3 separate regions of the Homo sapiens genome follow, and regions 2 and 3 are each linked to region 1. A link is a contact called in ENCODE Hi-C or POLR2A ChIA-PET data. All regions are on one chromosome and are shown on one strand. The core of a region is the stretch at or near the end of the contact, and the rest is flanking DNA. Distances in the headings are between cores, read along the strand shown. Region 1 holds the start of SNHG12 (small nucleolar RNA host gene 12). Region 2 has its middle 36 kb from the start of OPRD1. Region 3 overlaps PHACTR4 (phosphatase and actin regulator 4).

Region 1 (4,456 bases), core at 738-3,237:
AAAAAAAAAGTTTTAAAAAATACATGTTACTTATTTATTTACTTTTATTTTATTATTACTTTTGAGATGGAATATTGATCTGTTGCCCAGACTGGAATGCAGTGGCACGATCTCGGTTCACTGCAACCTCTGCCTCAGCCTCCCGAGTAGCTGGGATTATAGGCGCCCGCCACCATGTCTGGTTAATTTTTTATATTTTTAGTAGAGACGGGGTTTCACCATCTTGGCCAGGCTGGTCTTGAACTCCTGATCTCGTGACCCACCCGCCTTGGCCTCCCAAAGTGCTGGGATTACAGGCATGAGTTACTGTGCCTGGCCTTATTTATTTTTAAAGGCAGGGTCTCACTTTGTTGCCCAGGCTGACCTCCAGCTCCTGGACAGAAGTGATCCTCCTGTTTCAGCTTCCCAAGTAGCTGGACTACAGGTGATCCACTGCATCTGCCTTAATATAATATGTATATCTATCTATCTATATATACACACACATAGATATAGATAGATATATATAGATATATTTTTTGAGAGGGAGTCTCGCTGTATCACCCAGGCTGGAGTGCAGTGGCATGATCTTGGCTCACTGCAACCTCTGCCTCCCAGGTTCGAGCGATTCTTATGCCTTAGCCTCCCAAGTAGCTGGGACTGTAGATGAGTGTCACCATGCCTGGGTAATTTTTTTTTTTTGTATTTTTAGTAGAGATGGGGTTTTGTCATGTTGGCCAGGCTGGTCTCTAGTTCCTGATGTCAGGTAATCCACCTGCCTTGGCCTCCCGAATTGGTGGGAGCTACTGCGCCTGGGAGATATACATTTTTTCTTAATGGTTTTTTGACAGCTTTATTGAGGCATAATTGACACAGAATAAACTGCACAAGCCTGGGCGAAAAAGCGAGACTTCATCTCCAAAAAAAAAAAAAAAAGTTTAATAATTTTACTTTTTTTCTTTTTTTTTTGAGACGGAGTCTCGCTCTTGTCGCCCAGGCTGGAGTGTAATGGCTCCATCTTAGCTCACTTCAACCTCCGCTTCCCAGGTTCAAACGATTCTCCTGCCTCAGCCTCCCAAGTAGCTGGGATTACAGGCGCCTGCCACCACGCCCAGCTAATTTTTGTATTTTTAGTAGAAACGGGTTTTCACCATGTTGGCTAGGCTGGACTTGAAATCCTGACCTCAGGTTATCTGCCCCCTCGGACTCCCAAAGTGCTGGAATTACAGGTGGGAGCCACCGCGCCCAGCATAATTATTAAGCTTTTAAAGCGTAAACAAACGGCCGGGCGCGGTGGCTCGTGCCTGTAATCCCAGCACTTTGGGAGGCCGAGGCGGGTGGATCACGAGGTCAGGAAATCGAGACCATCCTGCCCAACATGGGGAAACCCTGTCTCTACTAAAAATACAAAAAATTAGCCGGGCGTGGTGGCGGGCGCCTGTAATCCCAGCTACTTGGGAGGCTGAGGCAGGAGAATGGCGTGAACCCGGGAGCGGGAGCTTGCAGTGAGCTGAGATGGCGCCACTGCACTCCAGCCTGGGCGACAGAGCAGCTCCGTCTCAAGAAAAAAAAAAAAAAGCATAAACTACAAAAAAAAAAATTGACTCTTAGACTTCATAAAAATTAAAAAACTTTTAGCAGGCTGGCTGGCGTGTGGAGACCAGACTGTCGGGAGCAACAGCAGGATCTGGGAGATAAGAGACTATTGCTATCATCTGGGTCAACGATTAGGGTAACATCAGTGGAAGGGGTAAGAAACAGTCAGATTATTGATACATTTTAAAGGTAGAGCACACAGGAGTTGCTGATGGCTTGGACATGTGATGTTAGAGAAAGAGAGGAGTCCAGGACCACAGGCATGCGCCCCCACGACCTGCTAAAGTAGTACTTACTTTTTATTTTATTTTATTTTTTTGAGACAGAGTCTCGTTCTGTTGCCCAGGCTAGAGTGCAGTGACGCGATCTCGGCTCTCTGCAAGCTCCGCCTCCCGGGTTCACGCCATTCTCCTGCCTCAGCCTCCCGGGTAGCTGGGACTACAGGCGCCCGCGACCACGCCCGGCTAATTTTTTTTTGTATTTTTTTTTAGTAGAGACCGGGTTTCGCCGTGTTAGCCAGGATGGTCTCGATCTCCTGACCTCGTGATCCACCCGCCTTGGCCTCCCAAAGTGCTGGGATTACAGGCGTGAGTAACCGCACCCGGCAGTAGTACCTACTTTTTAAAGTGTAAGCAAGGAAAGTTGGCCCGCACCTGTAGTCCCATCTACCTGGGAGGCTGAGGTGGAAGAATTGCTTGAGCCCAGTTGGTCGAGGCTGCAATGAGCCTTGATCACGCCACTGCACTCCAGCCTGGGCAACAGAACAAGACCCTGTCTCAAACAAAAAAGTGTATGTAAGAATAAAAATTAATAGATTAGGCACAGGATGGGTGTTTAATTCTCGGCAATCACCACTAAGTTTTCATACTGAGGCTTATTCATTCCATGGGCAAAACATTGCGCTATGTGTGGTGCCTGGGGTGGGCTCCAAATTCCAGTCCTCTCCTCGCTTGCGATAGCTGTGTGATCCATTCCTAAGTTTCCTTATTTGTCCACAGAGCGTACACAGGGTTTTTATGAAAACTAGATCAGATAATCAGACACAGTTAAAATAGCACGCGCTCAGTAAAATTACATATTAGTGGAAGAGACAAGCCTTGAATAAATCGCCTTTCGGGGAGTATGACCCCCTCCCCGAAACCCACTCAGGCGCTGCTCGCTCGCACGCCCACTGAGCTCGGAGCGGAGCCCGAGCCCTTTCCCAGCACACAGGGTTCATTTCCAGACTGAAAGACATCCCAGAGACAACTCCAGAGGCCAAGGCGGGTCGGCTTCCTGCGTGGGCCCAGCGCCGGGCACTGAAAGGTGAAGGCGCTTCTTCCGCTCGGAGGAAAGCCTCTGGCGGTTCTCGCTTCGCGGGCTCGGGATGGACACGCGCGTAGGGCTGGGGAGGTGACGCGCGGACAACGCCGGGGCGAGCAAACTACAACTCCCAGGCAGCTGTGCGCCACGCGGGCGGCCTACTGTCGGGTGTGGCCGCGAGGGGCGGCCTATATAAGCTCTTGCTCGCGGCTTCAGCGCCCTTTCTCCCCGCCGCATTCCCGGTGTCGACTTACTAGCTGCAAGCCTCTGCCTGCCTTCCTGCGCGCCGTTCCCCGCTAGTCGCTGCTGCTGGCGCGCACTCGCCGGGTTTTTCCTCCCACGGCCTCGAGATGGTGGTGAATGTGGCACGGAGGAGCCGGGCCTTCCAACCCGGTGGGCCCGAGCTCCGAAAGGCCCCCTCGGCAGTGAGAGGGGCGGGAGCCCGCGGGGGCCGCGCCCTTCTCTCGCTTCGGACTGCGCAACGCTGCGCTCTGGGCTGACAGGTGAGTGTTGCAGGCAGGCGGCCGGGTTTACGGAAGGGGTGGGGGTTTGGGAACCGGTCTCCTGGGGGATGCGGGGATGAATCCCTGGGCCTGAAGTGTCTTAATTCAGGGGGAGGCCGCATGCTGGTGTCAGGATGGCCTCCAGTTGAATCTGTGACATTTACCAGCTAGGTGATTTTGGGACTGGTGACTACGCGCGAGACCTCTGGAGGTCGCCCTGGTAGACACGGTTTTCAGAAGGACGGGTTTTAGGCATTCAGACCCTTGCGTGCATCCCAGCTTGTTGCTTTCAGCCTCGCTAAGTGACTAAGCGACCTTCAGGAAGTAACTTAATCGGTCTAAACCTCTTACCTGTAATAGGCGGATAAAACGGTCCCATCAAGACTGAGAAAAAGCACACCAGCTATTGGCACAGCGTGGGCAGTGGGGCCTACAGGATGACTGACTTAGTCTACAGAGATCCCGGCGTACTTAAGCAGGTAGTAATGATGGACAGGTGAGGCTTTAGGCGGCCGCCCTGGGATCTGAATTGCCCCTTGGCCCTTATCGAAGCTGCAGCTGCTTCCGCATAGCTGCTGTGGTCAAAAAGGAGCCCAGAGTGACAGTTTTCCTTGACGGTCGCCGTTCTGTTTGTTGTAACTGATCTGCAACATTTTGGGAAAATACAGTTCCATTGTACCTGCCACCTTTCAGCTGTAGCCAGAGACCTTTATCAAAATGGGCTTGTTTCCACAGAACAGCAGAACGGTTGGGGGTTTGCATGTACAGTTAACCAGCATAAGACTCGTACTGGGAAAATCCAGCTGGGATGTGACACAGCTTAACTGATAGCTTAAGGCATCAGTATTGGGACCAAAGGCTGGTCAGATTTGTATCATTCTGAGGACCAAATGATGGGAACAATAAAATTGTTCATGACAGTTGTTCTCATTTTGCTGTCCAGATGAAGACTCTTAAGATGACAGAAGGTGATTTTTCTGGTGATCGAGGACTTCCGGGGTAATGACAGTGATGAAATGCAGGGGACCTGGTAGGTTTCTTTTGGAGACTAACTGGGGGCTGCCTGGTGGGACAGA
Region 2 (4,456 bases), core at 1,437-3,936, 190 kb before region 1:
GAGTAAGATGAGAAGGATGGGCTTCTGCCAAGTTGCGATTGATGTCTGAGACCCAGGTCCTTGGGGCACCCCTCACCTCAGGATCCCAGAAGAGGATCCCAGAATGGCCATTTGAGGTTGTCACAGAAGTGCTGGGTCCTTTAGCAAACCAGTAAACTTACGGAATCACAACTTGAGAGGGGTTGGGGAACCATGAAGATGGTTTGGTATTATTTCATTTTTTTTAAAATTGTGTAGACGTGTATATTTAGGAACACAAACATGCTACATATACTGATTTTACTTTTTGAGACAAGGTCTTACTCTGTCACCCAGGCTGGAGTGCAGTGGCACAATCATGGCTCACTGCAGCCTTGACCTTCCCAGACTCAGGTGATTCTCCTACCTCAGCCTCCCCAGTAGCTGGGACTACAAGTGTGCACCACCACACCGGGATGATTTTTGTATTTTTAGTATAGACAGGGTTTCGCCACGTTGGCCAGGCTGGTTTCAAACTCCTGACCTCAAGTAATCCTCCAGCCTTAGCCTCCCAAAGTGCTGGGATTACAAGCATGAGCCACCGGGCCTGGCCCATATACTGATTTTATATGTTATAAAGCAAGTGTTTTTTTAAAAAGGTTTATAAGGATAGATTAGCGAAATGTTTTTTATTTATTTTTATTTATTTATTTATTTTTGAGACGGAGTCTTGATCTGTCGCCCAGGCTGGAGTGCAGTGGTGCGATCTCCACTCACTGCAACCTCCGCCTCCCGGGTTCACTCCATTCTCCTGCCTCAGCCTCCCGAGTAGCGGGTACTACAGGCGCCCGCCACAACGCCGGCTAATTTTTTGTATTTTTGGTAGAGACGGGGTTTCACCATGTTAGCCAGGATGGTCTCGATCTCCTGACCTCATAATCCGCCCGCCTCGGCCTCCCAAAGTGCTAGGATTACAGGCATGAGCCACTGCGCCCGGCCTAGCCAAATATTATACCAAGATTTTTGTTGTTGTTTGAGACGGAATCTTGCTCTCATAGGCTGTCTGCGGCATCCTTCACGAGCTGCGTGATATTGGGCAGGTCAGAGAATTGCTCTGTGCACGCATTTTCTCATCCAAAAAAGGAAATTGCCTCTGAAGCCACTTGATGGTATGAGTTTTACAGGGATTTAAATTGACGTTAGTGGTCCTTTTTTTTTTTTTTTTTTTTGAGACGGAATTTCACTCTGTCGCACAGGCTGGAGTGCAGTGGTGCGATCTCCGCTCACTGCAACCTCCGCCTCCCAGGTTCAAGTGATTCTCCTCCCTCAGCCTCCCGAGTAGCTGGGATTACAAGCACGCGTCACCACGCCCGGCTCATTTTTTGTATTTTTAGTAGAGACAGGGTTTCACCGTGTTAGCCAGGATGGACTGCGCCCGGCCTGTACACACTTTTTATTCTGCATGTGTAACTGTCTGAACTGTGTTAGCTGTTTGTTTGTTTTAAATTAGAACAGCACTACTGGGGCCCGGCGCGGTGGCTCACGCCTGTAATCCCAGCATTTTGGGAGGCGGAGGTGGCCGGATCACCTGAGGTCAAGAGTTAGAGACCAGCCTTACCAACAAGGTGAAACCCCGTCTCTACTGAAAATACAATTGGCCAGGCATGGTGACGGGCTCCCGTAATCCCAGCTACTTGGGAGGCTGAAGCAGGAGAATCGCTTCAACCCTGGAGGCAGAGGTTGCAGTGAGCCAAGATCGTGCCACTGCACTCCAGCCTGGGAGATAGCACTCCAGCCTGGGAGATGGAGTAAGATTCCATTTAAAAAAAAAAAAAAAGCACCAGTAACGTCAATTTAAATCCCTGTAAAACTCATACCATCAAGTGGCTTCAGAGGCAATTTCCTTTTTCGGACGAGAAAATGCGTGCACAGAGCAATTCTCTGACCTGCCCAGTATCACAGACCTCTTGAAGGATGGCACAGACAGCCTATGAGAGAGAGCTGAGCTGTGGAGGACGATGAAGAGGCGAAGGGCTCCTGTGGTTTCCAGAGATAAAGAAAAGCTAGGGAAAAAACGCCAATATAGATAGGGGCAGTTTTCTGGGTAGCTCTGCTCTTATGGAGCTCGCCAAATATAAGATGGTATATTCCTTAAACAGGATGCTGAGAAAACAAGAATCTTCATTTATTTCTCTTTTCCCCAATGCCCAACAATAGTAGCGACAGGAGCTCACAAAATACAGGTTAACTAACACATGGAAACAACAGATGAGTACACTCACACGCACACCTGGAGAGGGCAGCAAAATTGGGAGTTTCCTCGGGGAGCTGCCCTTCAGAGGCACCTCAACTTTTTCGAGTACATGAACCCACGGCCCGCAGGTCGGCTAACAGCTTTCCAACCTTTACCAAGCCTCATGTCTGAGCATTATTGAAGAGGCCGAAGAAAGCAATAAGCTACACATGACACGAATGTCATCTTTGCCTGGTTAGCAGGGTGGTGTGAAACCCCATTTCCCTCTCAGACGACCCAGCTCACCTGCGCAGGTGAGGGCCGGGCGCTTCCGCACAGGCGCAGAAGCAAGGGCGGACACCATCTTGAGCCGCAGCTCAAGGTGGCACAACCGCCGTCAGAGAGAAGGCGTACAAAAACCAGGCTGCGACGGGGTGGGGAAGCATGGAGGGAACCTGGCTACAGCCGGGCAGAAGGTGGCCCTCCTCCATCCGCAGGCACGGCGCACGCGCCGTCCAGCCGCCAAGCCCGGCCCCCGCAGGCGGAGCTCCAGAGCCTGTCCCGGAAACCCGGAGCCAAGGGCCCTAAAGGGCGTGGGACCTTCTGTAATTCCCTCCACTAGCTGAAGACCGCTGGCTTTCACCACACCATGTCAGCTTCCCACGTGCAAACCCGGCAGCTGTAATTAAACATCACAGTTCCAAAGGCTTCTCAGTAGTAAGGAGGTGCACCAGCTGCCCAGAAACCACTAGCGATGAGCGATGCTCATGACAAAGTGGCATTGCTTCCTAAAGCAGAAAAAATTGATTGCAAGTGGACTTACAGATCTGAATCCTAGGGACACCTTTACTTCCACTCTCATTTTCAAAACATTCATGACACGCAGGCCACAAGTCAACTTTCAAATAAAAGTCAAATAAGTGGTAACATCAAGTGCAATGTTAGCTCCATAATGAAAAACGAAAACTTAATTTTTTTAGTATGTTTTGAGACGGAGTTTCACTCTTGTCGCCCAGGCTGGACTGCAATGGCATGATCTCGGCTCACTGCAACCTCCACCTCCTCCTGGGTTCAAGCAATTCTCCTGCTTCAGCCTCCCGAGTAGCTGGGATTACAGGCGTGCACCACCACACCCGGCTAATTTTTGTATTATTAGTAGACATTAGTAGAGACGGGGTTTCACCATATCGGCCAGGCTGGTCTCGAACTCTTGGCCTCAGGTGATCCACCTGCCTTGGCCTCCCAAAGTGTTGGGATTACAGGCGTGAGCCATTGCCCCCGGCCGAAAACTTTTATTACAAGAGCATTTACTTTCTCACTGGTAGAGAAAGCTCCAAGGTGTGGGAACCAGGACTTCAAACATTCTAGGTAGGACTTCTAACGTTTTGGGGTCTCTATTTACAAGGCTTAACAGAGACATCGTGAAAGGATGTAAACCCATGAGCACTGAGCCATACCCTAGCTGAAGTACTGTCAAGTGGAAGCCCTCTAATTCCAGAGGATTCATTCACATGTAGCTTTTTAAAAGGTGAGGACAAAATAAAGTGGTTAAGTGTTTTGATTAGTCTCAATAATTCTCCACTTACCCTGGTAATAAGTCCCAGTTTAATAATCCATTGCAATTTGAAGAATTGCCTTTAAAAAAAGTTCAATAGGGCCGGGCACGGTGGCTCACGCCTGTAATCCCAGCACTTTGGGATGCCAAGGCAGCTGGACCACGAGGTCAGGAGTTTGAGAACAGCGTGGCCAACAAGGTGAAACCCTGTCTCTACTAAAACTACAAAAATTAGCCGGGCACGGTGGCAGGCACCTGTAATCCCAGCTGCTCAGCAGGCTGAGGCAGGAGAATCACTTGAATCCAGGCGGCAGAGATTGCAGTGAGCCGAGACTGCGCCACTGCACTCCAGCCTGGGCAAGAGACGCTGTATCTTAAAAGCAAAAAACAAAACAAAACGAAAAAACACCTCGATAATTCTGAAACATTCTCCAATAAAAGGAAGCAGAATTTCTTGGAAAAAAGTGGAATTGGGGCAGGGAAAATACAAGATTCCCAGGGAACATCTTACAGTACCAGAAGGGCAGACACCAGAAAATTTTTCTGAGACAGGGCCTTGCTGTTAGGCAGCTCACTGCAACCTCAACCTCCCCTGATCAAGTCATCCTCCCACCTCAGCCTCCCCAGCAGATGGGACTACAGGAGCATACCACACCTGGCTTATTTTCTGTAGAGACCAGGTCTCAATATGTTGCACAGGCTGGTATCAA
Region 3 (4,456 bases), core at 1,054-3,553, 130 kb after region 1:
GAGTAGCTGGGACAACAGGCATGTGCCACCACACCTGGCTAATTTTTTAATTTTTTGTAGAGATGGGGTCTCACTATGTCGCCCAGGTCGACCTTGAACTCCTGGCCTCAAGTAATCCTCTTGCCTCAGATTCCCAAAGTGCTGGGATTACAGGCAAAAGCCACCACATCTGGTCTGCCTGTGAGTTTTTTTTTTCAAATTGTTGTAAATCTCCAAACAATCTGTCAATACATTTATTGAAAAACATCCACACATAAGAACCCACACAGTTGAAACCTGTGTTGTTTAAAGGTCAACTGTAATCTGGATTCTAAGAGTTCTTTTAAGTATATTCTCCTAGTTTGCCACAAGTAAAATATTGTGCTAAAGGAGCTAGAAACCAAATTTAATGAAGATCTAAATATGCCAGGTAAAAGTGTTTTAGCTGTATAATAAAGAGTTTTGAAGAATGCATAAATTTGCCAGGCATGGTGGCTCATGCTTTTAATCCTAGCACTCTGGGAGGTCGAGGTAGTGGGGATCACTTGAGCCCAGGAGTTTAAGATCAGCTTGAGCAACATAGGGAGACCCTGCCTCTACAAAAAAAAAAAATTAGCCAAGTGTGGTGCTTGCCTATAGTCTTAGCTACTTGGGAGGCTGGGGCAGGAGGATCCTTTGATCTGAGGAGGTTGAGGCTGTAGTGAGCTGTGATTGTGCCACTGCACTCCAGCCTGGGCAACAAGTGAGACCCTGTCTCAAAGAAAAAAATTAATGCATAAGTGCTTCATAGCAGTGGCTGATTAGATCTAATTAAGCCATTTATCTCTAAAACTGCTACAATAACACTGGGCAGGGCACAGTGATGCGCACCTGTTGTCCTAGTTACTCAGGAGGCTGAGGCAGGAAGATTGCTTGAGTCTAGGAGTTGAGGCTGTATTGTGATATGTATCATTGCACCTGTGAATAGCCACTGCACTCCAGCCTGGGCAACACAGCAATACCCTGTATCTAAAATTAAAAAAAAAAAAAATCCTGCTACAATAGTTCAAGCTTCAAGCTTCTTAGTATGAATTTCTGTTTGACAGGAGGATTCAATTGCAATGCTTAGAAACTGTAATAGAAACAAAGAGAAACTGACAGATGAATACATTACAGAACAAAGAGTAGGCTGGATGCAGTGGCTCACGCCTGTAATCCCAGCACATTGGAAGGCCAGGTGGGTGGATTGCTTAAACCCAGGAGTTCAAGACCAGCCTGGGCAACATACTGAGACATCATCTTTACAAAAATACAAAAATTAGGCTGGGTGCGGTGGCTCGTGCCTATAATCCTAGCATTTTGGGAGGCCGAGGTGGGCGGGTCACTTGAGGTCAGGAGTTGGAGACCAGCATGGCCAACATGAAACCCTGTTTCTACTAAAAATACAAAAAAAAAAAAAAAAAAAAGCTGGGTGTGGTGGTACATGCCTGTAGTTCCAGCTACTGGGGAGGCTGAGGCATGAGAATCTCTTGAACCCGGGAGGCAGAGGCTGCAGTGAGCTGAGACAACTCCACTGCACTCCAGCATGGGCCACAGAGCAAGACTCCCTCTCAAAAACAAAACAAAACGAAAACCACACACACACACACAACAATTGGCTGGGCGTGGTGGCATGCACCTGCAGTCCCAGATACTCGGTAGGCTAAGGCGAGGGAACTGCTTAAGCTCAGGTGGTTGAGGTTGCAGTGAGCTGTGATCATACCACTGTACTACAACCTGGGTGACAGAGGGAGAACCTGCCTCAAAACAAACAAACAAACAACCAAAAAAAACAAAAACAAAAAATATACTCAGGTATCCAGAAATCATCACTGTTTTTTAAAAAATTATATAAGTACACCCAAATTTGTTTTATACTAATAAAGGACTAAGAAAGATGGGCCTGAAACTGTTCATACGCCAATTCTGCACATAAATCTTTGTTCTCAGCATCTGATTTTATAAAATGCTCCCTCTAATTTCCAATTTGACAGAGAACATATAGGCATGCAGTCACATTTGGATAGACTGTTGTTTCTGTTTAAACTAGTTATGGCATTTTAAATGGCCTATGGCCCCATTCTGTTTTCTATGAGTGAAAAAAAAAAAAAAAGGTAGTTTTCCTTTGTTTGCCAGAAATCAGGGTGTAGGATGCTGGGTATAGTTTTACAATTGTGTGTTCCAAAGAAAACACCTTTTTCTTTGAGTCATGTAGCTACAGGCCATTAGGAAAGCACGTCACAGAGTTGACAGTCTTGGTGTTTTTTGGAGGGGGTGGAGGCTGGGAGTGGAAGATAACTAACCAAATTACAGTTTGGAGTTTCCTGTTTGAGTAGTACCCTGAAACCAGGCCTGGTATTTAAACTACTTACTCCCTCATTCAAGTTGTAGCACCTCACATATCATAGGCTTGTTTCTTACATCATTAATTATGCAGAGTTCTAGTAGTTTCTTCAACCACCATATTTTTCCTAGTAAATATTTAATTGAAGTTTTTAAGTGCAAGTGTAGTTGTTTCATATGAATTTCAGGGGTGATTTTTTTTTTTTTTATACAGAGTGTCACTCTGTCACCCTGGCTGGAGGGCAATGGCACGATCTCAGCTCACTGCAACCCCTGCCTCCTGGGTTCAAGGGATTCTCCTGTCTCAGCCTCCCAAGTAGCTGGGATTACAGGTGCCCACCACCACGCCTGGCTAACTTTTGTATTTTTAGTAGAGACAGGGTTTCACCATGTTGGCCAGGCTGGTCTCAAACTCCTGACCTCAGGTGATCCACCCACTTTGGCCTCCCAAAGTGCTGGGATTACAGGTGTGAGCCACAGCACTGGGCCATTGGCTGTGATTTTTAAATAAATGTATGATATTTATAAAAACCACTTAGCACCTTTCATCTTCGGATAAAGTATTCATTAACTATTTGCTATAGATACATATTATACCTGCATAACTTGATGGAGATATGAGATAAAACAGGATTAAACAATATGCCCTAGGTCAAAGATAATGTTAATTTTAGAATTAGATTTACAACCAATTATTTATTTTATTATACATATATATTTTTATTTTTTAGATATGGGGTATGTTACCCAGGCTAGAGTACAGTGGCTATTAATGGGCGCGATCATGGCACAGTGCAGCCTCAAACTCCTGGTCTCAAGCAATCCTGCTGCTTCAGCCTCTCAAGTCACTGGGGCTCTAGGGGTGCACCACTGCACCTGGCACAGCCAGTTGTTGTTGTTGTTGTTGTTTTGTTTTGAGACAGTGTCTCACTCTTTCACCCAGCTTGGAATACAATGGCATGATCATAACTCACTGCAACCTTGGACTCCTGGGCTCAAGCAATCTTCCTGCCTCAGCCTCTGAGAAGATAGAACTACAGGTGCAGACCACCTTATCTGGCTAATTTTTTTAGTAGAGATCAGGTTTCGCTATGTTGCCCAGGCTGGTCTCGAACTCCTGGTCTCAAGCAATCCTCCTGCCTCAGCCTCTCAAAGTGTGTGAGCTACCATGCCTTGTCCCCCCACCCCCGCCCCCCGCTTTACTTGACTTGGTAATAAGTAACAAAGTTATTGGATCTGTATGAACTCTCTGTATGTTTTACACCTTATCAGGTTTTTTTTTTTTTTTTTTTTTTTTGAGATGGAGTCTCGCTCTGTCGCCCAGGCTGGAGTGCAGTGGCACGATCTCGGCTCACTGCAAGCTCCACCTCCCGGGTTCACGCCATTCTCCTGCCTCAGCCTCCCAAGTAGCTGGGACTACAGGCGCCCACCACCATGCCCAGCTAATTTTTTTTTTTTTTTTTTTTTTTAAGTAGAGATGGGATTTCACTGTGTTAGCCAGGATGGTCTCGATCTCCTGACCTCATGATCCGCCCTCCTCGGCCTCCCACAGTGCTGGGATTACAGGCATAAGACACAGCGCCCGGCCACCTTATCAGGTTTCCTTTCCTTTCCTTTCCTTTCCTTTCCTTTTTCCTTTCCCCTTTCCTTTCCTTTCTTTTCTTTTCTTTTTTTTTGAAACAAAGTCTTGCTCTGTCACCCAGGCTGGAGTGCAATGGTGTGATCACCTGAGGTCAGGAGTTCCAGCCAGCCTGGCCAACAGTGATCTATCCGCTTCGACCTCCCAAAGTGCTAGGATTACAGGCATGAGCCACCGTGCCCAGCCTATTTGTCCAAAATTTTAATGTATGATTTTATTCAACAAGGTATACATACTTCACTGTGAAGAAGTACCAAATATCTTCATAATATAATGGTTTAGTCTGTTTTTAAGCCCACCTAGCTGGAAACAGATTTGCTATAAACAACCTTTTCACAGTATCAGAACATTGTAAACGTAGAACATTCATTTATGGTATTTACACTACTGTACTTATTCATTTTTGCCTTCTAAAAGAGGATTATTATTGGCTTTAAACAACTGTTTCAGAAAACTTCGGCAAAATTACAGAAAATA

The links. A loop is a pair of places that touch in the nucleus more often than their neighbours do. ChIA-PET counts read pairs that join two places held with the same protein, here RNA polymerase II (POLR2A). Pooled maps may share reads with other maps.
Region 2: a loop to region 1 is called in a map of naive thymus-derived CD4-positive, alpha-beta T cell, with 10 times the contacts of the local background. The contact joins the enhancer-like site here to the promoter of SNHG12 in region 1. A Hi-C loop is called at or near these places in 1 of 168 maps with a recorded cell type or tissue (naive thymus-derived CD4-positive, alpha-beta T cell) and 7 of 50 pooled maps. POLR2A ChIA-PET finds 5 or more read pairs at or near these places in 20 of 52 experiments (AG04450, CD4-positive, alpha-beta T cell, CD4-positive, alpha-beta memory T cell and 13 more).
Region 3: a loop to region 1 is called in a pooled map, with 5 times the contacts of the local background. The contact joins the enhancer-like site here to the promoter of SNHG12 in region 1. A Hi-C loop is called at or near these places in 5 of 50 pooled maps. POLR2A ChIA-PET finds 5 or more read pairs at or near these places in 15 of 52 experiments (AG04450, H1, HEK293 and 12 more).

The regions. Positions count from the first base shown.
Region 1 is chr1:28,580,514-28,584,969 of GRCh38, reverse strand. SNHG12 (small nucleolar RNA host gene 12) reads left to right here and starts at 1,987. Exons shown (of 6, transcript NR_146382.1): 1 at 1,987-2,880; 2 at 3,741-3,859; 3 at 4,324-4,410. It overlaps SNORA16A (small nucleolar RNA, H/ACA box 16A), which reads left to right and starts at 3,917; the gene lies at 3,917-4,050. RefSeq lists enhancers at 2,820-3,605, 3,606-4,391.
Region 2 is chr1:28,773,586-28,778,041 of GRCh38, reverse strand. No RefSeq gene overlaps it. Among named protein-coding and RNA genes, the nearest start is that of OPRD1, 36 kb to the left of the region's middle. RefSeq lists an enhancer at 2,591-2,885. Within about 2 kb of position 2,686, at least 22 of the 41 ENCODE cell types and tissues checked have a DNase peak (open chromatin) inside an H3K27ac peak, as active enhancers do; they include CD4-positive, alpha-beta T cell and CD8-positive, alpha-beta T cell, where a contact is called at or near this core.
Region 3 is chr1:28,447,943-28,452,398 of GRCh38, reverse strand. The region is part of intron 2 of PHACTR4 (phosphatase and actin regulator 4); the gene reads right to left. Among named protein-coding and RNA genes, the nearest start is that of SNHG3, 56 kb to the left of the region's middle. RefSeq lists a silencer at 1,577-1,626. Within about 2 kb of position 2,303, at least 5 of the 41 ENCODE cell types and tissues checked have a DNase peak (open chromatin) inside an H3K27ac peak, as active enhancers do; they include endothelial cell of umbilical vein, where a contact is called at or near this core.